Regions from separate parts of the Homo sapiens genome. Here region 1 is linked to region 2. Evidence: read pairs that join two places in POLR2A ChIA-PET (ENCODE). Cell type or tissue: IMR-90. All regions are shown on one strand. Each heading gives the region's core, and the rest is flanking DNA. Links, peaks and the distances in the headings are about the cores only. Region 1 has its middle 10 kb from the start of CAND2. Region 2 has its middle 36 kb from the start of TMEM40.

What was found. Peaks named below come from ENCODE experiments on the same cell type or tissue, not always from the same donor. Only the 100,000 strongest peaks of a DNase experiment are listed, where the experiment ranks them.
Region 1: POLR2A ChIA-PET joins it to region 2 with 21 read pairs; 5 of 35 experiments call an interaction of 5 or more read pairs at or near these places.

Annotation. Positions count from the first base shown.
Region 1 is chr3:12,779,046-12,794,184 of GRCh38, forward strand. It overlaps the pseudogene KRT18P17. Among named protein-coding and RNA genes, the nearest start is that of CAND2, 10 kb to the right of the region's middle. In IMR-90, for the core only: a CTCF peak has its summit at 8,478 (motif pointing right); no DNase peak of the experiment used is centred there; H3K27me3 peaks cover 305 bases.
Region 2 is chr3:12,715,393-12,730,584 of GRCh38, forward strand. No RefSeq gene overlaps it. Among named protein-coding and RNA genes, the nearest start is that of TMEM40, 36 kb to the right of the region's middle. RefSeq lists an enhancer at 4,634-4,683. In IMR-90, for the core only: no CTCF peak of the experiment used is centred there; a DNase peak (open chromatin) is centred at 14,099.

The DNA of each region.
Region 1 (15,139 bases), core at 6,463-8,962, 57 kb after region 2:
CCTCTACTAAAAACACAAAAATGCATGCACTTCTGGTCCCAGCTACTCAGGAGGCTGAGGTGGGAGGCTTGCTGGAGTCCGGAAGGCGGAGTTTGCAGTGAGCTGAGATTGCACCACTGCACTCCAGCCTGGGCGACAGAGTGAGACTCTATCTCAAAAAAAAAAAAAAAACACATAGACCTAAATGCGAAACATAAAACTATAAAATATGTAGAGGAAAATATAAGAGAAAATCAACGTGAGCTTGGATTTGGCGATGAGTTTTTAGACACAACATTAAAAGCATGATTCATGAAAGAAAAAATAAGTTGGACTTTATTTCTTTTGTTTGTTTATTTATTTATTTATTTATTGAGACGGAGTCTCGCTCTGTTGACAGACTGGAGTGCAGTGGCACGAGCTCGACTCACTGCAACCTCTGCCTCCTGGGTTCAAGTGATTCTCCTGCCTCAGCCTCCCGAGTAGCTGGGACTACAGGCATGCGCCATCATGCCCAGCTAATTTTTGTATTTTTAGTAGAGACGAGGTTTCACCATGTTGGCCAGGATGGTCTCGACCTCTTGACCTCATGATCCGCCTGCCTTTGCCTCCTAAAGTGCTGGAATTACAGGCGTGAGCCACCAGGCCCTGCCCGAGTTGGACTTTATTAAAAGTAACACCTACTGCTATACCAAAGACACTACTAAAAGAATAAAAAGAGAAGCCACAGACTGAGAAGAAATAATTGCAAATTACATTTCTGATAAAGGACTTATATCAAAAAATATACAAATAACTCTTAAAATTCAACAGTAAGAAAACAAACAACCCGTTTAATAATGGACAAAGATCTGAACAGATATCTCACTAAAGAATATACACGGATAGCAAATAGGCACATAATAATTCTTAACCTCATTTTTTTTTTTTTTTTGAGATGGAGTCTCGCTCTGTCCCCCAGGCTGGAGTGCAGTGGCGCGATCTCGGCTCACTGGAACCTCTGCCTCCCGGGTTCAAGCAATTCTCCTGTCTCAGCCTCAGCTGGGACTGCAGGCACCCGCCACCACACCCATCTAATTTTTGTATTTTTAGTAGAGATGGGGTTTCACCATATTGGTCAGGCTGGTCATGAACGCCTGACCTCAGGTGATCCACCCACCTCAGCCTTCCAAAGTGCTGGGATTACAGGTGTGAGCCACCGTGCCCGGCCAACCTCATTTGTTTTTAGGGAATCACAAATTAAAACGACAATGAGCAATCACTACACACTTATTCTAATAGCTAAAATCCAAAAAACCGACACTACCAAATGCTAAGTAAGCAACTGATTCATTGTTAGTGGGAATGCAAAATGGTATAGTCACTTTGGAATACAGTTTGGCAGTTTCTTATAAGCTTACCATATATATAGCTTACCATACCTTCCAGCCAGCAATCACACTCATAGGTAATTATGCAACTGATCTGAAACTTACCTCCACACAAAATCCTGCACGTGAATGTTTATAGCAGCTTTATTCATAATAGCTAAACACTGGAAGCAACCAAGATGTCCTTTGATTGGTGAATGGGTAAACTACAGTACATCCATAAAATGGAATATTCTTCAGCAATAAAAGGAAATGCACTATTGTTGATGATAAACACAGCCAGACATCAACTGTGTTGATGATAAACACAGTTAGAGCAGTGAAAACAGATTTTATTCAGTAACTACTGACAGCAGGGGAAAGAGCTGAGCTCCATTCTGATCTGTGCAGAGGTGATTTGGATGTTTTAAAGGGAGAATGAGGGATCAAGGAGAGCGGGCCTCTGTAGAATCAGAGAAGTGAAAAATTACAAAGCGTTGGTCAGTGCAATTAGGCCAGCTGTGTTTGTTCTATCCTCCCTCAGAGAGTGGGAGACAGAGGCCCCAACATCATGAAATGTTCCTGATGATTACATTTCAAAGGAATGGCTCTCAGGTCCTTGAGAGAAACGCTTCTGAGTTATAAGAGATACATATTCGCAGTTGTAAGCTGTTTCTAGTAAATGCTTTAAGAAAGGGAGGTCAGAGGCTTATCATGAGATATTGGCTAAAATAGACAGTAAGTTCTCCAGGCAGCTTGAGCTTTCTCAGACAGGCATTTTAACAAGGTCTGAGGTCATTCTAAGGATATATTCTTATGGTCAAATCTCTTAATGCAGGGGTTTAGATGGGTTGTTATATGCCAAGAGTTCTGCAATCCCCTCCCCTCCCTTCCCCTCCCCTCCCCTCCCCTTTCCTTTTTTCTTTCCTTTTCAGATGGAGTGTTGCTCTGTTGCCCAGGCTGGAGTGCAATGGCATGATCTTGGCTCACTGCAACCTCCACCTCCAGGGTTCAAGCGATTCTTTTGCCTCAGCCTCCCGAGTAGCTGGGATTACAGGTGTCCGCCACCACGCTCAGCCAATTTTTGTAGTTTAGTAGAGACAGGGTTTCACCATGTCAGTCAGGCTGGTTCGAACTCCTGACCTCAGGTGATCTGCCCACCTCAGCCTCCCAAAGTGCTGGGATTATAAGCATGAGCCACTGTGCCTGGCTGAGTTCTGCAGTTCTCATGGAAAGACATAGATGAATCTTTTTTTTTTGACACGGAGTCTCGCTCTTTCACCCAGGCTGGAGTGCAGTGGCGCGATCTTGCTTCACTGCAAGCTCTGCCTCCTGGGTTCTGGCCATTCTCCTGCCTCAGCCTCTCTAGTAGCTGGGACTACAGGCGCCCGCCACTGCGCCCAGCTAATTTTTTTGTATTTTTAGTAGAGACCGGGTTTCTCTGTGTTAGCCAGGATGGTCTTGATCTCCTGACCTCATGATCCACCTGCCTCGGCCTCCCAAAGTGCTGGGATTACAGGCATCAGCCACCGCGCCCGGCCAACATAGATGAATCTTAAATGCATATTATTAAGTAAAAGATGTCAGTCTGAAAAGGCTATATCCTATATGCTTCCAACTATATGACATTCTATAAAAGCCAAAATTATAGAGACAGTAAAAAGATCAGTTGTTGCCAGGGGCTCCAAAAGAAGGAGGGAGAGGTGACTAGGTAAAGCAGAGGGGATTTTTTTAGGATGACGAAGGTATATACAGCAACTATATATAATACTCTAACAGTGAATTCACAACTATGCATTTGTCAAAACCTATAGAACTTTACAGCACAGAGGAATCTTAACATGTGCGAAGTTTCTAAAGTCATTTAGGAGGTCAGGGGATTTCAGGGTGGAAAGCAGAATGTGATGAAACAATGCAACTGTATTATAAATGTATGCAACAACCTCACTGAATGCAGGGTGGGAGAAAAGTGCTGACCTAAGTAATGCAGGCAGACCCCAAAACTGGGGCTCAGCCTGGGAGGGTTCTTGGCTTCACTTAGGGAAGATTTCAAGAGGGAGCCAACAGTGAAGAAAGCAAGTTTATTAGAGCAACGTCGTACAGCAAAATGGCTGCTCCATAGACAGAACAGGGCTATCTTATAGGCAGAGTGGCCCAGAGTAGCACTCTTGGATTGCTGGCTAGCTCTATTTATACCCACACTCAATTATATGCTAAATAAGGGGTGGGTTATTCACAAACTTTCTGGGAAAGGGGCGGGGAGTTCCCAGAATCATATAAGGTAACTGCTGGGTCGTTGCCATGGCAGCATTTGTAAACTGTCATGGCACTGGTGGGAGTGACATGCCAATGCAAATAAGCAGTGAGGGTAACTAGAGGTTGCTTTCGTGGACATCTTGGTACTGATTGGTTTGGGCTGGCTTCTTTGTAAATCCTGTTTAGATAAGGAGGGTTGTGAAAAGTCTTGTTGATCTCCTACCTCATAAGTAAATTTGGAAATGAATGGAATCTGCAAAACTAAAGGCAAAAGAAGATACACACAAGCACTATCCTCTAGTCTGTGAAGTTGTTTCCCATGGGGTACAGGTTAACCATTGTGATATCACTATACATATATACTGGAATTGAAGAATTGGGTAAATGAGTGGCTAGGATTCTCATTGTTGGAGTAGGAGTTATAGTGAAACAAGGGGAGGAAGCTAGAATTATCCATTGGATAATGGATTCAAGTTGGACACATCAGTATAAATTTGTGTTTAGCTTAATAGAGATACAAATGGTTACACATAGAAATATATATAGATATGTGGGTATGCATGGATCAGTATACATACACCTATCTCCTTGTCTATCAGCTGAGAGGGTCTACAAGCAATGACACCCCAGTAGGAACAATTATATCTAGCAGCCAAAACTTGATTTCTAATACTATTCTCCAGTAAAAGGAACCAGGGATACTTGGAGAAATGGCTGATCTTCAGGAAATACGCAAGATGAGCCTGAAGCATCTTCTAATGCCAGTAAATAAGGAAGTGCTCAAACACACACACACACACACACACACACACACACACACACACACACACATGATCAGGGTATGTCAAAGGAACACAGGAACCAACTGAAAGAGTTCCCAATGGCCAAAGCTGGAACAATTTGAGAAAAAAAAAAAAGTAAAGTAGTATTGGATTAGAACTCAAAGTATAAAATATCCATAAGTCCATACTTATACAAATAGATGATTAAATAAATAAATAAATGCGGGAGAAAAATGAGTATCTAGTGCAGAACAATTTCAAATAATTTATGTAGATAATCCTCCCTTAAGGAAGTGGTACGTAACACCCCACTCCTTAAATGTGGGCTGCACGTTGTGACTTTCTTTTGAAAAGTAGAGCATGGAAAGGGAGGTGGGGGAAAGGAATAATTTTATAGTGAAGAAACCTGACAAACACTACCTCAAGCTACGTGGTGAAGATTAACATCAACAGTGATAATTCATGCTGATAGTATGTACCCCAGATATGTGATGAGAATGACGCTTTACCTCTGTGGTCTTCCTTGCAGAAGCTCATTACCCCAGTCTAACTATAATAAAAACATCAGACAAATCCGAGCTGAAGGTCATTCTATAAAATACCTGAACAGTGCTCAAAACTGTCAGCATCATCAAGAACAGGGAGAGTGTGAGAAACTGTGATACGGTTTGGTTTTGTGTCCCCACCCAAATCTCATCTTAAATTGTAATTCCCATAATCCTCATGTGTCAAGGGTAGGATCAGATGGAGGTAATTGGATCATGGGGGTGGTTTCCCTCATGCTATTCTCGTGATAGTGAGTGAGTTCTCACGAGATCTGATGGTTTTATAAGTGTCTGGCATTTCCACTGCTTGCACTCACTCCATCCTGCCACCCTGTGAAGAAGGTGCCTGCTTCTCTTTTGCCTTCTACCATGATTGTAAGTTTCCTGAGGCCTCCCCAGCAATGCAGAACTGTGAGTCAACTAAACCTGTTTCCTTTATAAATTACTCAGTCTCGGGTATTTCTTCTTAACAGTGTGAGAATAGTCTAATACAAACTGTCATAACCAAGACGAACCTAAGGAGACATGACAACTAAAGGTGGTATCCTGGAACCAAAAAAGGACATTAGGTAGCCGGGCGTGGTTGTTCATGCCTCTAATCCCAGCATTTTGGGAGGCTGAGGAGGGCGGATCACTTGAGGTCAGGAGTTAGAGACCAGCCTGGCCAACATGGCAAAACCCCATCTCTACTAAAAATAGAAAAATTAGCCAGGCATTGTGGCGCACGCCTGTAGTCCCAGCTACTCGGGAGGCTGAGGCAGGAGAATCACTTGAACCCAGGAGGCAGAGGTTGCAGTGAGCCAAGATCGTGCCACTGCACTCCAGCCTGGGTGACAGAGTGAGACTCTGTCTCAAAAAAAAAAAAACCCAAAACCAAAAAAACAAACAAACAAAAAAAGGACATTAGGTAAAAACCAAGGCAACCTGAAAGAAATATAGTCTTTTAGTTAATAATAATGTATCAACAGTAGTTCATTAATTGTGACAAATATACCATGTCAATGTAAAATTGTTAATAATATGGGGAACTGGATGTGAGGATATAGGAATCTTTCTACTGTGTTCACAATTTTTCCATAATTCTAAAACTGTTCTAAAATTAAAAGATTATTTTAAGAAATGTGAGGAACAAAGAACTAAAAACTGGATAGAAAAATGGGAGAAAGATATGAATAGATAATTCACAAAAAGATATAAAAAGGGCCTCCATACATTTGAAAAAAATCAAACTCATAATTAGAGAAATGCAAATTAAAACAACACCGAGATACAGTTTCTCACCCATAAGATTGGCAAAGACTAAAATGCATGACAACACATGCATTTGCATAACACATAGGCTGTGGGGCAACAGACATTTTCCTACGTTGCTGATGAGAATGCAAACTGGTGCAGCCCTTGTGGAGGAGAATTTGACAGTAGCTAAGAAAGCTACAAATGCATTTACCTTTTGACTCAGTAATCCCTCTCCTTGGAATCTACCTGAAGATAAATAAAAAATACGTGGCCGGGTGCAGTGGGTCACACCTGTAATCCCAGCACTTTGGGAGGCTGAGGCGGGAGAACTGCTTGGGAGGTCAAGTGTGCAGTGAGCAATGATCGTGCCACTTCACTCCAGCCTGGGTGACAAAATGAGACCCTGTCTCAGAATAAAAGAAAGAAAATGCATATTTATAAGGTTATTCGTTGCAGCATTATTTATAATTACAAAATATTGGAAAAAACTTAAATGTCCATAGATAGGAGAGTGGTTGAATAAACTGTGACATCTCCAGCAATGGAGTACCATATAGCTGTAAAAATGGATGAGATCTCTATGAGATGATATGGGGTGATTTCCATATATACAGTTAAGGGGGAAATAAATCAAAGTGCAAAAACGTATCCATGGCATGCTACTGGTCGCGTAAGAAAGAAGAGGTTATAGGAAGATACACATTTCTGCTCATATGTGCAAAAGAAATCTAGCAAAGGTAAACCAGAAATTAAAGAGATTGGCTACCTACAGGGGGTATGTAGGACTGGGGTGACAAGAAGGAAGGTATGGAAGTGACACTTTACTGAGTATACCTTTTTGCTTAGGTTTGACTCCAGGAACAAGAGTAATATTTCACATACTCCCCAAATAAAGAAACAATTAAAACCAACCAGACTGTTGGGGAAACCCAAGATGGAATACAAACACTAGCAAATAAACCTAACTGTATTCCAAATGAATAACAGACCATACCAAAGGGACAGAAAAGAAAAGACCTAACTTAAGTAACTGTGGAATATAGAATTTGAACTGTATTCTGTAAGGCTACAGACAAAAAGAACTCCATATAAATACTGTACTCTAGTTAGCAAATTTGTTTCTCACTGAGGTGTGGGTTAGCAATTCTGCAAGTAGTGTATATGTATACTAGGATTGAACAAATAAATAAATATAGATAATGAGAACAAGATTTATCACTGTCAAAGAAAATAGTTACAAATGGCTGGGCAAGGTGGCTCACGCCTGTAATCCCAGCACTTTGGGAGGCCGAGGTGGGTGGATCACCTGAGGTCAGGAGTTCAAGACCAGCCTGGCCAATACGGCGAAACCCTGCTTCTACTAAAAATACAAAAATTAGCTGGGTGTGGTGGCAGGTGCCTGTAATCCCACATACTGGGGGGCTGAGGCGGGAGGATCTCTTGAACTTGGGAGGCGGAGGTTGCAGCGAGCCAAGATCGTGCCACTGCACTCCAGCTTGGGCAACAGAGTGAGACTCCGTCTCAAAAGAAAAAAAAGAAAATAGTTACAAATAAGGAAAGATAGGAAAGATAGAAGGATAGAATGAACCTTTGGTGTTGGGTTGAAATCAGAGATATCAGTATGAACTTGTGGGGTTTTTTTTATAGATAGAGATGTATGTGTGTGAGAGTTAGTATACACATACATATTTCATAGCTTTGTCCTCTGAGAGGGCCTAGAAGAAATGACATCTCAGTAGCAATGAGCAAAGCCAGAACCCAGATCTTGGTTTCTAAGTGCCACTTTCCAATAAAAGGAACCAGTGCTCCTTAGAAAAGTGGATGGTGATTATAGGGTTGGAACAGGGAAAATATAAGATAAGCCTAGAACATCTTTTGTTATTAAGAAAAAAAGAAAAGAAAAGAAAGAAAGAAAATGCTCCAAAAAGAACGGGAGCTTGTCAAAGGAACATAGAAGCCAACTTGAAGGAGCTCTCAATGGGCAAACCAAGAGCAATTTGAGCAACAAAATAAATCGTATGTTATTGGATTGTAACCCAAAGTACAGAATGAATATACAGGAGACCATATGTTTATTTATTGATTTTTAATTTATTATTATTATTATTATTATTATTATTATTATTATTATTATTATTATACCTCTGAACTTTTTATTGGCCTCCTGCTCCCCAAAGGGTACCCTGCTTCTGCTGGCTTAATGTCTCAGAACTTTGGTGTCATCGGTCTCAGACACCACTTTGCCATCCACTATCCGGCGGGTGGTGGTTTTTGGATGGTTTGCATGGAGTTGCTGCTGTCCAGGGCATCACCAAGATTGAAGTCCTCGCCATCTTCCAGCAGGCGGCGGTAGGTGGCAATCTCAGCCTCCAGCTTGACATTGATGTTCAGCAGGGTCTCGTAATCCTGGGCCTGGCTGTCCCTCTGCCCAAGTCAGTGCCAGCTCCAGGTGCAGCAGGATCCCACTGAGCTGCTCTATCTGCAGGGTGTAGCGGGCCTCCACCTCCCTCAGGCTGTTCTCCAAGCTGGGCTTCAGATTTCTCACGGAGTCCAGCTTGATCTCCAAGGACTGGACTGTACATCTCAGCTCTGTGAGCATCATCTCAGCAGCTCCAACCTCCACGGACTGCGTGGTGACCACTGTGGTGCTCTCCTCAATCTGCTGAGACCAGTACTTGTCCAGCTCCTCTTGGTTCTTCTGAGCCAGCTTGTCATATTGGGCTTGGATATCTGCCATGATCTTGGTGAGGTCCTGAGATTTGGGGGCATCTACCTCCACGGTCAACCCAGAGCTGGCAATCTGGGCTTGTAGGCCTTTTACTTCCTCTTCGTGGTTCTTCTTCGTGAAGAGCAGCTCCTCCTTGAGAGCCTCAATCTCTGTCTCTCGCTGCAGCTGAGTGACATTGGTGTCATCAATGACCTTGCAGAGCCCATGGTGTCGTTCTCCACAGACTGGCGCATGGCCAGCTCTGTCTCATACTTGACTCTAAAGTCATCAGCAGCAAGATGGGCATTGTTGATCTGCAGAACGATGCGGGCGTTGTCCACAGTATTTGTGAAGATCTGAGCCCTCAGGTCCTCGATGGTCTTGAAGCAATGGCTCCAGTCTCTGACCTGGGGTCCCTTCTTCTCCAGGTGCTCCCAGATTTTGCTCTCCAGCCTCCAGTTCTCGGTCTCCAGGCTCCTCACTCTGTCCAGGTAGGAGGCCAGGTGGTTGTTCAGGCTTTGCACGGTCTCCTTCTTGTTCTGGATGCCTCCCATTCCTGCCAGACCCCCAGCCATCCCCGAGGCCAGGCCCCTGGACCCCATGCCACCCCGGAAGCTGGTGGAGCGGGACACGGAGATCCGGGAACCAGAGCCCCCAGCGACTGCAGAGACGCTGACCATGCTGCTGACCAGCTGGGCGCCATAGCTGGCACCTGGACAGAGCCCAGGGACCAGTAGTTGGTGGAGAAGGTGGAGCGACTGGTGAAGCTCACGCTGTCCGGGGAGGAGGGCGAGAAGACAGGACTCAGCTTTGCCGACAACCTATTATTATTTTTTAACAGAGATGGGGTTTTGTCATGTTGCCCAGGCTGGTCTTGAACTCTTAAGCTCAAGTGATCCTCCCGCCTCTACCTCTTCCCAAAGTGCTGGGACTACAGACATGAGCCACTGTGCCTGGCCTAGAGACCACAGATTTAAATAAATAATTGAAAAATAAATAAATGGGGGAGAAATGACCATATCTTCCTTCCAGAAGAATTTTAATAAATGTAGAAGGTGACTGGATGCAATGGTGCACTCCTATAATCCCAGCATTTTGGGAGGTTGAGATGGGAGGATCACTTGAGCTCAGGCATTTGAGACCAGCTTGGGCAACACAGTGAAACCCTATCTCTACAAAAAATACAAAAATTAGCCAGGCATGGTGGCACAAGCCTGTAGTCCCAGCTACTTAGGAGGCTGAGGTGGGAGGATCTCTTAAGCCCAGGAGGTCGAGGCTACAGTGAACTGAGATCGCATTACTGCACTCTAGCCTGGGTAACAGAGCAAGACCCTGTCTCAAAAAAAGAGAAACAGGGAAATAGAAAATCACCATTCGACAGTAATACTCATAAAAGAAAGATCCACCAATGGATGCTAAAATTAGTAGGTGGAATTTTGAGGAGAAATAGGATATTTTGGTCATCTCAAAAAATCTCCTCCAAGATATTTATCCGGTGCAATTTCTCAAGTTAATAAAATTTAAATGCAAATTTACAAAAAGTATAAAATTATTAATTATAAGAGAAACATAGTAACTTTATAGTAGAGAAACTCAACCAAGACACAGTTTAGCTAAGTGATCAACATTAACACCAGCAGTAAGAAGACTTAGTGACATCACAAAGCCCCTGCTCTGATGCACTGAAGAAAGCATAACACTGCTTATGCTGTACTCTAGCCAAAAAATGCATAACTTCAATCTAATCACGAGAAAAGCCTTAGACAAACCCAAATTGAGGGACATTCTGTAAAATAGCCAACCAGTTCTTTTAAAAAGTGTCAAGGACATTAAAAACAAGAGAAGATGGAGGAACAGTCACAGATTGGAAGAGACTGAAGAGACCTGGAAACTAAATGTAATGAGTAACCCTGAACTGGATCCTTCAACAGAAATAGGACACTGATGGAAAAATTGGTGAAATTTTTTTTTTTGGAGGCAGACTCTCGCTCTATCCCCCAGGCTGGAGTGCAATGGCGCGATCTTGGCTCACTGCAATCTCCGCCTCCCAGGTTCAAGTGATTCTCCTGCCTCAACCTCCTGAGTAGCTGGGATTACAGGCGCCTGCCACCATGCCCAGCTAATTTTTGTATTTTTAGTAGAGACGGGGTTTCGCTATGTTGGTCAGGCTGGTTTTGAACTACTGACCTCGGGTGATCCGCCTGCCTCGGCCTCCCAAAGTGCTGGGATTACAGGCATGAGCCACCGCACCTGGCCCACACCTGGCTGATTTTTAAAAAATATTTTTGTAGTGATGGGGTCTCACTATGTTGCCCAGGCTGGTCTTGAACTCTTGGGCTCAAGTCCTCCCATCTAGCCTCCCAAAGTGCTGGGATTACAAGCCTGCACCACTGTGCCTTGTTTGTTTTTGAACTTCACACAGATGGAACCACATAGAGTATGCACTCCTGCATCTGGCTTCTTTTGGCCAATATCTTTGAGATTCATTCATGTCATTGCACATGGCAGTAGTTCATTAATTTTCATTCCTATATAATATTCAATTTTATGAACTACTACAGTTTGTTTATTCATTCACCTGTTGATGAACACTTAGGTTATTTCCAATTTTTGGCTATTCAGAAGAAGAAGAAGGGTGGTCTGAACTTTTTTTTTTTTTTTTTTGAGATAGAGTCTCATTCTTGTCACCCAGGCTGGAGTGCGATGGCAGGATCTCGACTCACTGCAACCTCCGCCTCCCGGGTTCAAGCGATTCTCCTGCCTCAGCCTCCAGAGAAGCTGGGATTACAGGTGACTGCCACCACGCCCGGCTAATTTTTGTAGTTTTAGTAGAGATGAGGTTTCACCATGTTGGCTGAGCTGGTCTGAAACTCCTAACCTCAGGTGATCCACCCAAATTGGCCTCCCGAAGTGCTGGGATTACCAGTGTGACCCACCAAGCCTGGCCTGAACGTTCTTTTGATGAACACATATACGTTCATATATCTTGAATATACGCCCCAGAGTGAAAGTGCTTATCTGAATACATCAAGGTAGATACATACTTAGCTTTTTTAAATATGGACAAACAGTTTGTACCAATGTAGTTTTACCAATTTAAAGCTCACACTACCACCATATAAGAGTTCTGGGGCCAGGTGTGGTGGCTCACTCCTGTAATCCCAGCACTTTGGGAGGCTGAGGCAGGTGGATTGCTTGAGCTCAGGAGTTTGAGACCAGCCTGGGCAACATGGCAAAACCTGTTGTTACAAAAAATACAAAAATTAGCCAGGCATGGTCGCTCACACCTGTAGTTCCAGCCACTTGTGGGGCTTGAATAGGAGGATCAGTTGAACCTGGGAGGTCAACGATGCAGTGATCTGAGACTGCACCACTGCACACCAGCCTGGGTGAAGTGAGACCCTGTCTCAAAAAAAAAAAAAAAAAAAAAAAAAAAAGAAAAAAAAAGAGTTCTGTTTGTCCTGCATTCTTGATAACACTTCATGTTGTCCATCCTTGTACACTTTTATTGCTTTAAATACTTCCTCTGTGTGAAGACCTTCCCCCATCTGTATCTCCAACCAGGAATTCTCCCCTGTGCAACTGATGTATTCAGTTGTCAACATGGCATCTTTCCTTGGATGTCTAGTAGGTAATTCCAAGTTAACAGATCAATGCAGTTTTCAAGTCCTCCTTCCCATCAAAAGGTTTCTTGTCTTGACTTCCTCATCCCCATAAAAAGCACCACCATCTACTCAGCTGCTCCAGCTAAAAACTCATAATTCTTCCCTTTTCCTTACCCATAAAAATAATATATGACTTGTAAAAATATATGCACTGACTCATAAAATTATTACAAAATATTATGAAACTATGTACTTATTTCATTTCCTTTCCTTTTTATTTATTTATTTATTTACTTTTTTGCTCTGTTTTTTGTCTCGTTCTTTTGCCCAGACTGAAGTGCAGTGGCATGATCTTGGCTCACTGCAATCTCCACCTCCCAGCAATTTTCCTGCCTCGGCCTCCAAAGTAACTGGGATTACAGGTGCGCGCCACCACACCTGGCTAATTTTGTATTTTTAGTAGAGACGGGGTTTCACCATGTTATCCAGGCTGGTCTCGAACTCCTGACCTCAAGTGATCCACCCACCTCAGCCTCCCAAAGTGCTGGTATTACAGGCTAGAGCTACCGAGCCCAGCCCATTTCCCTCCTTTTTATTGAGGCAACAGTTACATATAGCAAAGTACAGCTTGATTAATTTTTACAAATATATACCTGTAATCATCACCCAATTCAAGAGTGTGGATTCAATTAGCCAGGTGTGGTGGTGTGTGCCTGTAGTCCCAGCTGCTCAGGTGGCTGAGACAGGAGGATGGCTTGAGCCCGGGAGGTGGAGGCTGCAGTGAGTGGTGATCATGCCACTGCACTCTAGCCTGGGCGACAGAGTGAGATGTTGTCTAAAAAAAAAAAAAAAGTATGTGAATCCAATCCTCAAATGAAACTGCTGTATTCTATTTCCATGACATAACCCGAATCTTCCCATCTTCGCCACCATTCCCCCAATGCAAACCACCCTCATTCTTTTTTCTTTTTTTTTTTCTTTGAGACAGAGTCTCGCTCTGTAGCCTAGGCTGGAGTGCAGTGGCCCATGATCTCCACTCACTGCAAGCTCTGCCTCCCGGGTTCACATCATTCTCCTGCCTCAGCCTCCTGAGTAGCTGGCACTACAGGTGCCCGCCACCACACCCGGCTAATTTTTTGTATTTTTAGTAGAGATGGGGTTTCTCTGTGTTAGCCAGGATAGTCTCGATCTCCTGACCTCATGATCTGCCTGCCTTGGCCTGCGAAAGTGCTGGGATTATAGGCATGAGCCACCATGCCCAGCCTCTTTTTCTTTTTTCTTCTTTTGAGATGGAGTCTGGCTCTGTTGCCCAGACTGGAGTGTATTGGTGTGATCTCGCTCACTGCAATCACCTCCGCCTCCAGGGTTCAAGCAATTCCCCTGCCTCAGTCTCCCGAGTAGCTGGGACTACAGGCGTGTGCCATCACACCCGGCTAATTTTTGTATTTTTAGTAGAGACAGGGTTTCACCATGTTGGCCAGGTTGGTCTTGAACTCCTGACCTCAGGTGATCTCCCAGAAGTGCTGGGATTACAGGCATAAGCCACCACGCCCGGCCCAAACCACCCTGATTCTTGATTGCGTGGACTGTTCAGCACTAAAGAGATCTTTCTAAAAAACCAGGCCAGGTGCAGTGGCTCACATCTGTAATCCCAACACTTTGGGAGGCCGAAGCAGGTAGATCACCTGAAGTCAGGAGTTCAAGACCAGCTTCTGGCCAACATGGTGAAACCCTGTCTCTACTAAAAATACAAAAATTAGCTGGGCATGGTGATGCGTGCCTGTAATCCCAGCTACTTGGGAGGCTGAGGCAGGAGAATTACTTGAGCCTGGGAGGTGGGGGTTGCAGTGAGCTGAGATTGCACCACTGCACTCCAGCTTGGGCAACAGAGCAAGATTCCATCTCAATAAATAACTGAATTAATTAAATAAATAAAATAAAATAAACTGATCTGGCTGGGCGCAGTGGCTCACACCTGTAATCCCAGCACTTCGGTAGGCTGAGGCGGGTGGATCACCTGAGGTCAGGAGTTCAAGACTATCCTGGCCAACATGGTGAAACCCCATCTCTACTAAAAATACAAAATTTTGCCGTGTGTGGCGGCGGGTGCCTGTAGTCCCAGCTACTCGGGAGGCTGGGGCAGGAGAACTGCTTGAACCTGGGAGGCAGAGGTTGCAGTGAGCCGAGATCACACAACTGCACTCCAGACTGGGCAACAGAGGGATACTCTGTCTCAAAAACAACAACAAAAACTGATCAAGTTACCTTCTTGCTTTACGCCATCCAGTGTTCCCTGGCGTTAGTGTTCCCACATAAAATTAGTGTTCCCATATAAAATACGAACTCCTTGCCTTGGCCTGAAAGGTTTCAAGTAATCTGGCCCCTGTCCACCTCTCTGTCCTCATTTCCTCAGTGGAAGACTGATCTCATTCCATTCCAGCCATAGCCCGCCCTCCCTCTCTCCCTCCCTCCCTTCCTCCCTTCCTCCCCTCCTTTTTTTTGAAACAGGGTCTACTTTGTCACCCAGGCTGGAGTGCAGTGGTGCGATCACAGCTTACTGCAACCTCTGCCTCCCAGGCTCACCTCTGCCTCCCAGGTTCAAGAGATTCTTCCACCTCAGCCCCCCAAGTAGCTGGGACTACAGGCGTGTGCCATCACACCCGGCTGATTTTTGCATTTT
Region 2 (15,192 bases), core at 12,693-15,192:
CCGTCCCAAAGAAAAAAAAAAAAAAATTCTTAGCTATTCAGATAATTAAGAATGCACCAGATATTTAGGTAAAAGAAGGCTCTTGGAAAAACAGTCTAAATGTCCATCATTTTTTTTGGTGAAGAATCTACATGTGTGACATACAGAAAGATTTGATAAGACTATACGTTAAGGTGGTGGTTCTCAAAGTGTGGCCCAGGGACTGGCAGCGTCAGTGTCATTTGAAAACTTGTCAAAAAATGTAAATTCTTGGGCCCCATCCCACATCTACTGAATCAGAAATTCCAGGGTGGGACACAGACATCTGGATTATTTTTGTTTGGTTGGTTTTTTTTTGAGACAAAGTCTTGCTCTGTCACCCAGGCTGGAGTGCAGTGGTGCAATCATGACTCACTGTACCCTCAACTTCCCAGGCTCAGGTGGATTCTCTCACCTCAGCCTCCCAAGTAGCTGGGACTACAGGCACACACTAGCATGCCCAGCTAATTTTTGTATTTTTAGTAGAGATGGGAGTTCACCATGTTGGCCAGGCTGGTCTTGAACTCCTGACCTCGTGATCTGCCCACCTTGGCCTCCCAATGTACTGGGATTACAGGCATGAACCATGGCGCCCGGCCCATTTTTTGTAGAGATAGGATTTCACCATGTTGCCTATGTTGATCTCAAACTCCTGGGCTCAAGTGATCCGCCCACCTAGGCCTCTCAAGTGCATTCAAGTTTGGGAATCACTGCTCTAACCACTGTTACTAGAAGTTGTTTATGAGTGAGAGTATGAATATATTAATACATATGTTTTAGAGACAGTCTCTCTCTGTCATCCTGGCTGGAGTGCAATGGTGCAATCACAGCTCACTGGGGCCTCCAACTTCCGGACTCAAATCATTTTCCCACCTCAGCTTCCCAAATAGCTAGGACTATAGGTGGGTACCACTGTGCCTAGCAATTTTAAAGATTTTTGTGGCGATGGAGTCTTGCTATATTGCTCAGGCTGGTCTCAAACTCCTGGGCTCAAGCAATCTTCTGCTTCAGCCTCCTAAAGTTCTGGGATTATAGTTGTGAGCCGCTGTGCCTGGACTTAATATTCTTATATTTCCTGGCTTTCCTGGAGTAAGATTACATTACCAACTGATATAAGAAATACCTACTAAAATTTTATTTTGAAAAGAAGAAAAAGTAGGCCAGGCACAGTGGCTCACACCTGTAATCCCAACTCTTTGGGAGGCTGAGGTGGGAGGATTTTTTGAAACCGGAAGTTTGAAACCAGCCTGAGGAACATAGTGAAATCCCATTTCAAAATAAAAGCTTGGTCTGGTGGCCTGTGTCTTTAGTCTTGGCTACCTGGGATGCTGAGGTTTGCTTGAACCCAGGAGGTTGAGGCTGCAGTTTGCTGTGACTGGGCAGAGGCACTGGAGCCTGGATGACAGAGCAAGATCCTATCTAAAAAAAAAAAAAAAAAGAAAAGAAGAAGAAACAAGAAGGAAGAAGGAAGAAGATCCCGAGTAGAAGTGAAAGGGGAGAAAAAAGTTATGAAAACAAACAAAAAACAAGAGAAAAAAAAGCATTCTTATCTCCCCAACATAGTTTCTTCTCCTGCCTTAGCTTTCTCCCCACATGAATGGAATGGTATGTACTTATGAGGTTGATTGATATCCCTGTTATTTTGTAGCTGCTTTTGTTTTCATTTAGTATTGCACGGCATTCCTGTATGAGGGAAGTCTAGCTAAACTTTAAAAAACATTACACAGCAGCATTTCCCATGATGTCACAGTCTTCAGAATAAGATATATATGTGTGTATATATATGTATATATATGTGTATATGTGTATATATGTATATATGTGTATATGTGTATATATGTATATATGTGTATATATGTATATAAGTGTATATATGTATATATATGTGTATGTGTGTGTGTGTGTGTATATATATATATTTTTTTTTTTGTTTTTAGAAGACAAGTCTCATTCTGTCACCCAGGCCGAAGTTGCAGTGGCAGGATCACAGTTCACTGCAGCCTTGAACTCCTGGGTGCAAGTAATCCTCCCATCTCAGCCTCTGGAGTAGCTGCGACTACTGGCATGCATCACCACACCCAGCTAATTTTTTTTTTATATTTTTTGTAGAGACAGGGTTTGGCCATGTTACCAAGGCTGGTCTTGAACTCCTGACCTTAAGTGATCCACCCACTTCAGCCTCCCAAAGTATTGGGATTATAGGCGTGAGCCACCATGCCCAGCCACACCCAGGTAATTTTCAAAATTTTTGCAGTCATCATTTTTTTAAAAAGGAGACATTCAGGTTACTTAATAGAGTTGTGCCCTTGATCACCCATTTCCCTTAGTTGTTTCCAATTTTTCACCAACATAAATAATGCTGCCACCAATATTTGCACATACACCTTTTCCTAAATTTCAAATTATGTCCTTAGGATAGATTCCCAGAACCTGGGTTGCTGGATCAAAGGGTAGGAACATTTTTATGGCTTCTGCTGGGTGTTGCCAGACTGCTCTCCCGATGAGTGGCTACTGGTTTATGCTGCCGTTAGCGTCGTACAAGACTGCCAGTTTCCACTAGGCCTTCCTAGTGTGAGGTATTATGATTGAAAATAGTTTTGCTATTTTAATGAGAAAATAAACTACCTCTCCATTGTTTTAACTTTCTTTGGTTATGAGAGACAATTTTTTTTTTTTTTTGAGACAGAGTCTCGCTGTGTCGCCCAGGCTGAAGTGCAGTGGCACGATCTCAGCTCACTGCAACCTACACCTCCCGGGTTCCCTCAGCCCCCCAAGTAGCTGGGACTACAGGTGCCAGCCACCACGCCCGGCTAATTTTTGTATTTTTAGTAGAGATGGGGTTTCACTATGTTGGCCAGGCTGGTCTTTTTTTTTTTTTTTTTTTTTTTTTTTTTTTTGAGACGGAGTCTTGCTCTGTGGCCCAGGCTGGAGTGCAATGGCACGATCTCTGCTCACTGCAAGCTCCGCCTCCCGGGTTCACGCCATTCTCCTGCCTCAGCCTCCCGAGTAGCTGGGACTACAGGCGTGCGCCACCTTGCCCGGCTAATTTTTTGTATTTTTAGTAGAGACGGGGTTTCACCGTATTCGCCAGGATGGTCTTGATCTCCTGACCTCGTGATCCACCCGCCTCGGCCTCCCAAAATGCTGGGATTACAGGCATGAGCCACCGCGCCCGGCCCCAGGCTGGTCTTGAACTCCTGATCTCATGATCTGCCTGCCTCAGCCTCCCAAAGTCCTGGATTACAGGCATGAGAGACAATTAACAGCTTCCCCCACCCCTTAAAAATAAGCTAGTTAAGGCCGGGCGCGGTGGCTCACGCCTGTAATCCCAGCACTTTGGGAGGCCGAGGCGGGTGGATCACGAGGTCAGGAGATCGAGACCATCCTGGGTAACACGGTGAAACCCTGTCTCTACTAAAAATGCAAAAAATTAGCCGGACGCGGTGGCGGGCACCTGTAGTCCCAGCTACTCGGGAGGCTGAGGCAGGAGAATGGCGTGAACCCGGGAGGTGGAGCTTGCAGTGAGCCGAGATAGCGCCACTGCACTCCAGCCTGAGCGACAGAGCGAGACTCCGCCTCAAAAAAAAAAAAAAAAAAAAGCTAGTTAATACTTCTTCTTTAGTAAATTGGATTGGGAGGAAAGCTCTGGCATGCTCACAGTTTAACCTCTCTAAGCCTCAGTTTCTTCATCTCCAAAATGGAGTGGTACCAAAGTGATTGTAAAGTCAAGTGAGATAAAGTCTGGGGTAACTTCTTTTAACAGTGTAGGTATTCATTACCATAATCCCACTCAGCCTCAAATTTACCTAATATTTACCTGTGTATCATAAAACCTTCTGCTTTGTCAATAATCTTTTTTTTTTCCCCTTTTGAAACGGGGTCTCACTTTGTCACCCATGCTGGAGTTCAGCGGCATGATCTTGGCTCACTTCAACCTCCACCTCCCGGGTTCAAGTGATTCTCCTGCCTCAGCCTTCTGAGAGTAGCTGGGATTATAGGCGCGCACCACCACGCCCAGCTAATTTTTGTATTTTTAGTAGAGACGGGGTTTTGCCATGTTGGCCCGGCTGGTCTTGAATTCCTGACCTCAGGTGATCTGCCCTCGGCCTCCCAAAATACTGGGATTACAGATGTGAGCCACCATGACCGGCCAGCAATCTTGAAAACTTCCACCGCATCCCAAATCTTGAAAAACCTCTCTCTCTTTGTGTGCGTATGAGACAGAGAGAGAGGAGTGAGAGACAGAGGAGAGAGAGAGGAGAGAGAGGAGTGAGAGACAGAGGAGAAGGAGAGAGGAGAGAGGAGAGAGAGAGAGACAGAGAGAGACAGAGACAGAGAGAGAGACAGACAGAGAGAGAGAGAGACCTGAGGTCTTAGAAGACCTGAGGTCTTAGAAGGCTGGAGGCAAGGTCCCTCCTTTCCATTCTTTAATTTCCTCCGTTTTTCGAGGGAAACACTACGACTTGTTTGGAGTCTTACGGATAAGAGCCCTCTGTTACTAATGATATTAATAATGGCATCTGTTAATGAGGACGTCGTTATTATCTAACATTGGCAGGAGAAGAAAGCTCCGCGGCACAAGGGAGCAACCTCTCGTGTTCTGCAGACCCGATTTCGCATTTGGGAGAAGAGCTCTACTCCCCACAAAAGTCAGTGACACTCCAGACCCTGCAGAGACGCCTCCAGGGTGCGAAGTGGACTCTGGCCGACCTGTCAGGGGCAGCAGCCAGAATCCATCAGTTAACCACTCTGAAGGAAGTTTCTGCTTCAACGTTTTCCCCGTTGCTAGGAAACACTGCTTTGCCGCTGCTCATTGGTTAGCGCCCCCTCTTGTGTCTATGCCCTGTAATAGCACCCACAGTTGAGCAAACAGTAAAGACTAACACATGATTTAAATCGTCTTTATTGTGAAATATAACATACAGAAAAGTATCTAGGATATACATACAGCTTGGAAAATAGATATTGTGTATCTATTGTGTAACCACCACCTACAAAAACAAAGCATTGCCAGCGCATTAGACACTGGCCCTGCTTCTCTCCCTCCTTCTCCCCAGCAGGTGTTTATCTTTTCACTTTCCTTACAGTTTTATTACCTGTATGTATGTATCCTTTTTTAATATTTTATTTTCTTTGTTTTCTGGCTGCTCCTCCAATTTGCCCTGCTTGTTTCTGCCTCAGGGGCTTCGTACTTGCTATTCCTTCTGCCTGAAACACTTTTCCTCCAGACAGCCGCATAGCTAGTCCTTCACTTCCTTTGCCCAACGTCATCTTTTCAGTGAGCACTTCCCCAGCACTCCCTGTCCCCTGCTTTTTTTTTTTTTTTTTTTTTTTTGACACTGAGTTTCACTCTTGTCACCCAGGCTGGAGTGCTCACTGCAACTTCCACCTCCTGGGTTCAAGCGATTCTCCTGCCTCAGCCTTTCAAGTAGCTGGAATTACAGCCACCCACCACCATGCCCACCTAATTATTGTAGTTTTAGTAGAGACAGGGTTTCACCGTGTTGGCCAGGCTGGTCTCAAACTCCTGACCTCAGGTGATCCACCTTCCTCGGCCTCTCAAAGTGCTGGGATTACAGGCGTGAGCCACTGTGCCCAGCCCCCTCTTCTTACATAGCACTTAGCACCCTCTGACACATTTTTCTTACCTCCATCTTCCTCCACTAGAGTTGAAGCTACAACAGAGTTTCTCAGCTTCAGCACTATTGCCGTCTGAGGCTGGAGAATTCATTGTTATGGAGGCCTAGCCCGTGCACTGCAGGGCATTTGGGAGTATCCCTGGCCTTTACAAACCAGATGCCAGTTGCGCCCTCCTCACCATGGTTGTGACAACTAAAAGTGTCTCCAGGCATTGCCAAATGTTCCCTGGTTGGTGGTGCGGCAGGATGGTGGCCAGGGCAAAAATCACCTCACTGAGAATTGCTAAGACTTTGGGCTGGCTTTGTTTACCCCTTGTCTAAAACACAGTCAGGTAGCCAGTAAGTGTTTACTCATCTCAGTCTCAGCAGAGCCTGGCACACAGAGTGAAGTCTCAATAGAAGTTTGATGAATGAGGCCGGGTGCCATGGTTCATGCCTATAATCCTAGCACTTTGGGAGGCCGAGGTGGGCGGATTGCCTGAGCTCAGGAGTTTGAGACCAGCCTGGGCTACATGGTGAAACACCATCTCTACTAAAATACAAAAAATTAGCCAGGCATGGTGGTGCGTGCCTGTAGTCCAAGCTACTCAAGAGACTGAGGTAGGAGAACCGCTTGAACCCGGGAGGCGGAGGTTTCAGTGAGCCGAGACCATGCCACTGCACTCCAGCCTGGGTGACAGAGCGAGACTCTGTCTCAAAAAAAAAGTTTGATGAATGACTAAATGACTGACTGAATGAATAAGTGACTGATTGAATGAGTGACTAAATGACTCACTGAATGAGTGATACAGTGACCTCAAGGGTTGACAGCTGCCTTTGAATCTTACCAAATTATTTCCTTTAGTTTTTACTCCAACCAAAGAGTGTTGGTGTGGGAAATTCATCAAGAATATAGGCTTGAGGTCAATTGAAAGGAACCTTGCCTATAATCCCAGCACTTTGGGAGGCCGAGGCAGGCGGATCAACTGAGGTCAGGAGTTCGAGACCAGCCTGACCAACATGGTGAAACCCCATCTCTACTTAAAATACAAAAATTAGCTGGGCGTGGTGGTGTGTGCCTGTAATCCTAGCTACTCGGGAGGCTGAGACAGGAGACTTGCTTGAACCCAGGAGGCGAAGGTTGCAGTGAGCCAAGATCACACCACTGCACTTCAGCCTGGACAACAGAACAAGGCTCAGTTTCAAAAAAAAAAGAAAAGAAAAGAAAAAGAAAGAAAGGGATCTTGTCAAGGTTCCCCTGGGACACCTTTCTTAGCCAAATAACTTGAAAAAGTTTTCTACACTCCATGTCTACATGTTTCTACTCCCTCACCAACTAGGCTCGCTCACTTGACTCCACCCTGAACTCTGCCCTTAGCACTCCCCTGAAACTGCTCTGGATCAAGTCACCAGTGGCTTCCTTGTTATGAAACCCATCAGCACTGCAAAGATGGAGTAACAGAGACTGGGTTTGCCTCCCACTGGAAACAACTAAAAATCGGACAACACATGTGAAACAACCATTTTTAGACATTGGACATCAGACAGTGGAAGGCTGTGACCCCCAGAGAGGGGAAGCAAACGATGTGAGTTCCACAGTTGCCCTGGTCTACAGGCTGCAGTGCAGAGAAGGTGCTACAGACTGAAGTGTGTCCCCCACATTCATACCCTGAAGCCCTGACTCCCAATGTAGCTGTATTCGGAGATGGGGCCTATGAGGAGATAAAGGTTAAATGAGGTTATAAAAGTGGGCCCTAAGCTAGGTGCGGTGGCTCACGCCTGTAATCCCAGCACTTTGGGAAGCCAAGGGGGGTGGATCACAAGGTCAGGAGATCGAGACCATCCTGGCTAACACAGTGTAAACCCCGTCTCTACTAAAAATACAAAAAATTAGCCGGGCATGGTGGCGGGCGCCTGTAGTCCCAGCTACTCAGGAGGTTGAGGCAGGAGAATGGCATGAACCCAGTAGGCAGAGCTTGCAGTGAGCCGAGATCACGCCACTGCACTCCAGTCTGGGCAACAGAGCAAGACTGTGTCTCAAAAAAAAAAAAAAAAAAAAAAGTGGGCCCTAAACTGATAGGGCTGGTGCCCTTAAAAGAAGAGACTCTAAGCCTGGGCAACATAGTGAGTTCCTATCTCTACAAAAAATAACAAAATTAGCAGAATGTGGTGGCACGTGCCTGCAGTCCTAGCTACTCAGGAGGCTGAGGTGGGAAGATTGCTTGAACCCAAGAGTTTGAGGCTAAAGTGAGCTATGATCGCACCACTACACTCCAGCCTGAGCAAAAGAGTAAGATCCTGTCTCTAAGAAAAAAAGACGATGAAAGACATTCTCTCTGTCTCTGTTTCTGTCTCTCTCTTTGCCATGTGAGGACACAGTGAGAAGGGAACCATCTACAGGCCAGGAAGAGAGCTCTCCCCAGAAACTGACCATGCTGACACCTTGATCTTGGACTTGCCAGCCTTCAGAACCATGAGTAATAAGTTTATGTTGTTTAAGCCACCACCCAGTATGTGGTATTTTGTTTTTTGTTTGTTTTAGAGACAGAATCATGCTGTGTCACCCAAGCTGGAATGTAGTGGCACAATCATAGCTCACTGCAGCCTCAAATTCCTGGGCTCAAGTGATCCTCCCACCTCAGCCTCTCAAGTAGCTGGGACTACAGGCATGTGCCACCACATCCAGCTTTCCAATTTATGGTATTTTGTTATGGCAGCCTGAGAAGACTAAAAAGAGTAGCCCAGGCATGGTCCGATGATCTTACTGGATTGAAGAGATGGGGGTCTGGGGAGGTGAAGGCCACTGAAGTTCTCAGAGCCGACCACCACAGCAGACACTGCTGCAGAGAGAGAGCGATCCCTGGACATCTCCAGAGGGTCCTGCTCATGTCTTCAGCTGAGTGCTGATCAATGCATGCATGAGACAAGACTCAGCAGCATTTTTCATTCTTCACTTACTTTATTCCTCAGAAGTTCTTGACACAACTAACTTACCTCTTCTTTTTTTTTTCTTTTTTTTTTTGAGATGGAGTCTTACTCTGTTGACCAGTCTGGAGGGCAGTGGCGCTATCTCAGCTCACTGCAACCTCCACCTCCTGGGTTCAAGCGATTCTCCCACATCAGCCTCCTGAGTAGCTGGGATTACAGGCCATGCACTACCAGACCCAGCTAATTCTTTTTCTTTTTTTTTGAGACTGAGTTTCGCTCTTGTCACCCAGGGTGGAGTGCAATGGTGCAATCTCGGCTCACTGCAACCTCTGCCTCCTGGGTTCAAGTGATTCTCTTGCTTCAGCCTCCCAAGTAGCTGGGATTACAGGCATGTGCCACCATGCCTGGCTAATTTTTGTTTGTTCATTTGTTTGTTTGTATTTTTAGTAGAGACGGGGTGTCACCATATTGGCCAGGCTGGTCTCGAACTTCTGACCTCAGGTGATCCACCCACCTGGGCCTCCCAAAGTGTTGGGATTACAGGCATGAGCCACCACGCCCGGCCACCTCTTCTTCTTAAACCATTTCTTCCCCTTGGCTTCTGTGAACCCCTTCTTCCTGTTTGTTTGTTTGTTTGCTTCTTGTCTTCCTGTCCACACCTTCTGGGTTTTCTTTTCCTCAACCTGAGTTTTAAATGCTGAGGGTCTTCAAAGTTTGATCTTCAGCCCTATTCTCTTCCTATTCCACATTTGGTCCCCAGCACCTCACATAATGGCCGCCACATACTAGGAACTCAAATATGTATTGATTTCCTGTTGTTCAGGTAGGTGTTCACAACTCCTAGAGTGTTGTGAGGCTTTTCACCTGTTTCCCAGCCCCATATATCCAACTGCATGAGACGTGCATCCTCTTACATGTCCCTTAAATACCTCAAAATCATCACATCCAAGATAGAATGTGTCATGTGCTCCAGATGTTCCTCCCCAAATACATTCTGTTCTTTCATGACACTGGAGGCAGGTTGGAAGCACAGGCACTCCACTAGAGACTACATTTCCCAGCCTCCTTTGCGGTTAAGGGTGGTTAGTGACTAAGTTCTTATGGTAGAATGGGAATTAAAATGATGTACACAATTTCTGTGTCCTTGCTTAAAAAGAATTTTCTTATCTTCTATGTCCTCTCATCTCCCTGCCCATAGACCGGAACGCAGACAGAGTGACCACTTAGCTTTGATCCTACAGACTAAGATAACCCTCTAAGACACAACTGAGCCACAGATGGGTCCCTGAGTGACTATGTGGAGCAGAGTTATCCCACCAGTCTGGACTGCTCAACTCTGGAATGCTACTGGAAGAAAAACAAAGTCCTAATTTATTTAAGCCACTGTATTTTTGTATCTCTTTGTCATAAAGCTGAAAGGTCTATTCCTAACTAATCTACACACAAACCTGCTTTCCCATCCACATTTAGAAAAGAACATACTGTCATTGCTGTATGACAAGCTTCTTAGGCTGTAAGGAACAGAAATTCCAACTCAAATTGGGTGAAAGAAAGAGGGAAGTTTCTTGCTTCATAAAATAGGGTTAACTTCATGGGCAGCTTGATCCAGAAGGTAACATTGTCATCAGGGCTTGGTTTCTCAGCTTCTCTGGGTTCTACTCCACTTCCTGTAGACTCATTCTCAGACTGGCCCCTATATAGAGCAAGATGGTGGCCATGATGCCAAAGTTCACAGCCTTGCATCATGAAATGCAACAGAGAAGTAGTTGCTTCTCTTAGAAGCCCCAGCAAAAGTCTCCGTTTCAATGATCTATTGCAGTGTAATAAACCATTGCAAAGCTTAGTGGCTTAAAACACAGCAATTTGCTGTTTTTCATGATTCTTCAATGGGGTCTGAGCGCAGCTGTGCGGTTGAAGAGCAAGGGTGGAGAAAGAAGAAGAGGGACAGTGGGGAAAGGGGACAGAAGAACAGGGACAGTGGAATGTGGAAAAGTTGGGGAAGGGGTGGGTGGGGAAAGGGGAAAAGTGGAAAGGGGGAAAGAAGGGGAGCAGTGGGGAAAAATGGGGAGGAAGGTGGGGAAAAAGGAAAGAAGAGAGGACAGTGGCAAAAAGTGGAGGAAAAGGTGGGGAACAAAGGTGGGGAAAGGGGAAAGAAGAAGCAGGACACTGGGGAAGAGAAGAAAAAAGAGGAGAGGCAGGAGCTGTCAGGCCTCTTAAAGGCCCGCCTGGGACAGTCGCATGTCACTTGTGCTATAGTCCGTTGGTCAAGGCAAGTCACCATTCCATCTGAGATTGAAGGGGAGAGGAAGCTGACTGCCACTTGATGGCAGGGGCAACACATGCACCCAAGGTGAGTGGAGATTGGTGGCTTCATCTTTGGAGACTAGCTATTTGATGACCTGTTGGTTCTGTTCAGTTCTGAGCCTGAATTAGTTGGTTTACAGACTATGCTGCTGTGCCAAAGACACCCAAAAATGGGAGAAGGAAGAATAGACTCTGGCGGACAGCTAGTGCTTCTGTCTTGTGCTCATGAATCAATGACTAGAATAGGCTGATTGGCAAAATGCCAGTCAAGACCCATCCTTTGGGCTAGTGGTGGGGTCAACCCTCCCAAAACTCACTGGGTACAGGTTTTATTTATTTTTACCTTTTAAAAAATTGGGATATAATATGCAAAATGTAAAATTATAACCATTTTTAAGTGTGCAATTTAGCAACAATAAGTACATTCACGAGGTCTTGAAATCATCACCATTATTCATCTCCAGAACTTTTTAATCACTGCAAACAAAACACTCTGTACATGTTAAGCATAACTCTCTATCTCACCCTTCCCTCAGCTCCTGGTATCTTCTTTCTGTCTCTATGAATTTGCCTATTCTAGGTGTTCATAAGTGGAATCATACAATATTGTGTGTGCGTGTCTGGCTTATTTCACTTAGCATTATGTTTTCAAGGTCTATCCATGGTGTAGCAGAAATCAGGATTTTATTCCCTTTTATGGCTAAATCATATTGCATACAATGGATAGGCCACATTTTGTTTACCCATTCATCTGTTGATGGACACTTCGGTTGTTTCCACTTTTTGGCTATCATAAACACTGATGCTATGAACATTGGTGTACAAGTACCTCTTTGAGTCCCTATTTTCAATTCTTTTAATTTTTTTTTTTTTTTTTTTTTTTTGACAGAGTCTTGCTCTGTCGCCCAGGCTGGAGTGCAGTGGCACGATCTTTGGCCTGGCCAACATGGTGAAACCCCATCTCTACTAAAAATACACAAAAATTAGCTGGGCGTGGTGGCTTATGCCTGTAATCCCAGCACTTTGGGAGGCTGAGGCGGGCAGATCACTTGAGGCCGGGAGTTTGAAACCAGCCTGGCCAACATGGTGAAATCCTGTCTCTACTAAAAATACAAAAAAATTAGCTGGGTGTGGTGGCATGTGCCTGTAATCTCAGCTACTCAGGAGGCTGAGGCAGAAGAATCGCTTGAACCTGGGAGGCGGAGGTTGCAGTAAGCCGAGATTGTGCCATTGCACTCCAGCCTGGGAGACAAGAATGAAAGTTGGCTCAAAAAAAAGAAATAGGCAATTACTCTGCTGAGTGTTAGGAACTCCAGCCACTGGGAAAGCCCAGGGGGCTGATGGTGAGCACACACCTCAAGTCATACTGTGGATTAGACCTTTGGAATGTCTTCAAGTTTACCCTTCCTATCTTTTCCTGTGGCCACCGGTCCCCCCTGCCTCTAATCTCACCCCATTAGTCTGAGTCCTCCAAGAAGCAAATACCAGGATAAGATTAAATTGTGCTAGGATTTTATTAAAGAAAACACGTGTAGCAGGGAAACGGGGAGGGAGCTGGGAGGGTTGGGATGTAAGTCCAGCCCCAGGTGAGGAAGAGAGGGAAAGAGGGTTGGGTAGAAGGGTCCTAGTTGGCCATGCAGTCTAAGGAGGGTTTGGCAGGGTGTCGGGGAGTCCTTAAGCCAAAGTCAGCTCAGAGAAATCCCATGTCTCCTAGGAATGGGCCTGCCTTAGCATCCCACTCTTGGCAAAGTCATCAGGTGGGGGCATCTCAAGGGAACTGTGTCCTTGCTGCAAACAGAGTACAGCAGTGCTTGGTCAATTAGGATCCCTAGAGTTGGAGGCCTGTGAGGCTCATTCTCATCCCTCCACAGCCCCCACAGGGCTACCAGAGGAGTGCAGTGATCTTTCTGAAGTGCAGTCTCACTATGCCATTTTTCTGCTCGAACTCCCTCCAAGGCTCCCTGTTGTCCTTATGGTCCTTAGGCTAGTGTCTCAGCTCTTTATCTCAGGTATCAAGGTCCTGCTGGGGGAGGGGAGCAATTAACCTCTGTGCTCTGTTGCCCACCTGTCCTCGGCCCTACTCAGATCTTGGATGCCTCAACTACACTGGGCTGACCCCTTGTTGCTCTGAGACGTGCTATCCTCTTTTTTTTTTTTTTTTTTTGACAGAGTTTCGCTCTTGTTGCCCAGGCTGGAGTGCAGTGATGCCATCTTGGCACACTGCAACCTCTGCCTCCCGGGTGCAAGTGATTCTCCTGCCTCAGCCTCCCGAAGTAGCTGGGATTACAGGCGTCCACCACCACGTCCAGCTAATTTTTGTCTATTTTTAGTTGAGACAGGGTTTCACCATGTTGGCCAGGCTGGTCTTGAACTCCTGACCTCAGTGATCCACCCGCCTTGGCCTCCCAAAGTGCTGGGATTACAGGCGTGAGCCACCGCGCCCGGCCGTGCTATCCTCTTTTATTCCTCCACGCCTTTGCCCATGCTGTGACCTCTGCCTGGATAGCCCTTCCCTACATCTCCCAGCTCCAGTGTTAAGTGCTTCCCTCAGCTTCCTAGGTTTAGTCAGCAGCGTCCCTTCGCTCCATCTCTGGTACAGGCCCAGATCCTCTAGAGTAGACAGAAGATTCCAGGGGCTGTGTCGGGAGAACAGGATAAACAACCGCCACAGTCCTCTCGGACTTCTCTTGAAGGGACAGATGTCCCTTCAAGTCCCTTTTGGGCATATGCGCAGAAGCGTATGTGCAGAAGTATTAGTTTAAAAGCTGATAATATACCATGCTTTGTTTATTCATTCACCCATTGATGGACACTTGTGCTTCCCCTTTTTGGCTACTGGAAATAATTCTGCTTTGAAAATGGGTGTACAGATATCCCTTCAAGTCCCCTTTGGGCATATGTGCAGAAGTAGAACTGCTGGATCACGTGGTAATTCTATTTTTAGTTCTTTGAGGAATCACTATACTGTTTTCCATAGCAGAAGTTGAAATTGAATTAAAAAAAATCTTCCCGGCACAAGCTGGCTTGTATGGTTTTGAAATCTGTACTCTCACCCTCCCTCCACTGTGATCAAAGCAGAAATCTAGCACACAGCATCCAGGACAGCCAAAGACCAAAGCCCATCCCCTTCCACATAACCTCCTCCTCACCCCTCCACTTTTCAACGCTGCCTTCCTGGGCTCAAGATTCAATGCTTTATTTTTAGCCCACACGTTGGACTGGGGCTCCAGGAATGCACTTGATGCCTGAGGTGTAACCAGACCCCTGCGTGCACCACTTTTAGCTCCCGCCTTTAGCTTGACATGATAAAAAGCCTTCCACAAAGCAGCTGTAAGCTTGTGGGCCGCAGGCCTGATCCAGTTTTATTTAACCACTGATAATTTGAATTTTTTTTTTTTTAAAAAAGTGGTCTGGGTGCAGTGGCTCACGCCTATAATCCCAGCACTTTGAGAGGCCAAGGTGGGCGGATCACTTGAGGTCAAGACTTCAAGATTAGCCTGGTCAATATGGTGAAATCCTGTCTCTACTAAAAAAAAAAAAAAAAAAAAAAAAAAATTCCAGGTATGGTGGCAGGTGCCTGTAGTCCCAGCTACTTGGGAGGCTGAGGCAGGAGAATCCCTCAAGTCTGGGAGGCAGAGGTTGCAATCGTGCCACTGCACTCCAGCCTGGGCAACAGAGTGAGACTCCATCTCAAAAAAAAAAAAAAGTGGCCGGGCATGGTGGCTCACGCCTGTAATCCCAGCACTTTGGGAGGCTGAGGCGGGTGGATCACGAGGTCAGGAGATCGAGACCATCCTGGCTAACAGGGTGAAACCCCATCTCTACTAAAACTGCAAAAAATTAGCCAGGCATGGTGGCACGTGCCTGTAGTCCCAGCTACCCAGGAAGCTGAGGCAGGAGAATCGCTTGAACCTGCGAGGCGGAGGTTGCAGTGAGCCGAGATGGGGCCATTGCACTACAGCCTGGGCGACAGAGCAAAACTCTGTCTCAAAAAAAAAAAAAAGTGGTAAAATAGACATAAAATTAACCACCATAACCATTTTTAAGTGTACAGTTCAGTGGCGTTAAATACTTTCACAGTGTTGTGCAATTATCACAACCATCCATATCTAGGGCTGTTTTCATCTTCCCAAACTGACACTCTGTCCCCATTAAACACTAACTCTCATTCCCCGTCCCGCAGCCTCTGGCACCCACCATTCCACTTTCTGTCTCTATGAATCTGATTACTCTAGGTACCTCATATATATGGAATCATAACTGTATTTGTCCTTTTAACATAATGTTCTCAAGGTTTATCTGTGTGGTAGCATGTGTCACAATT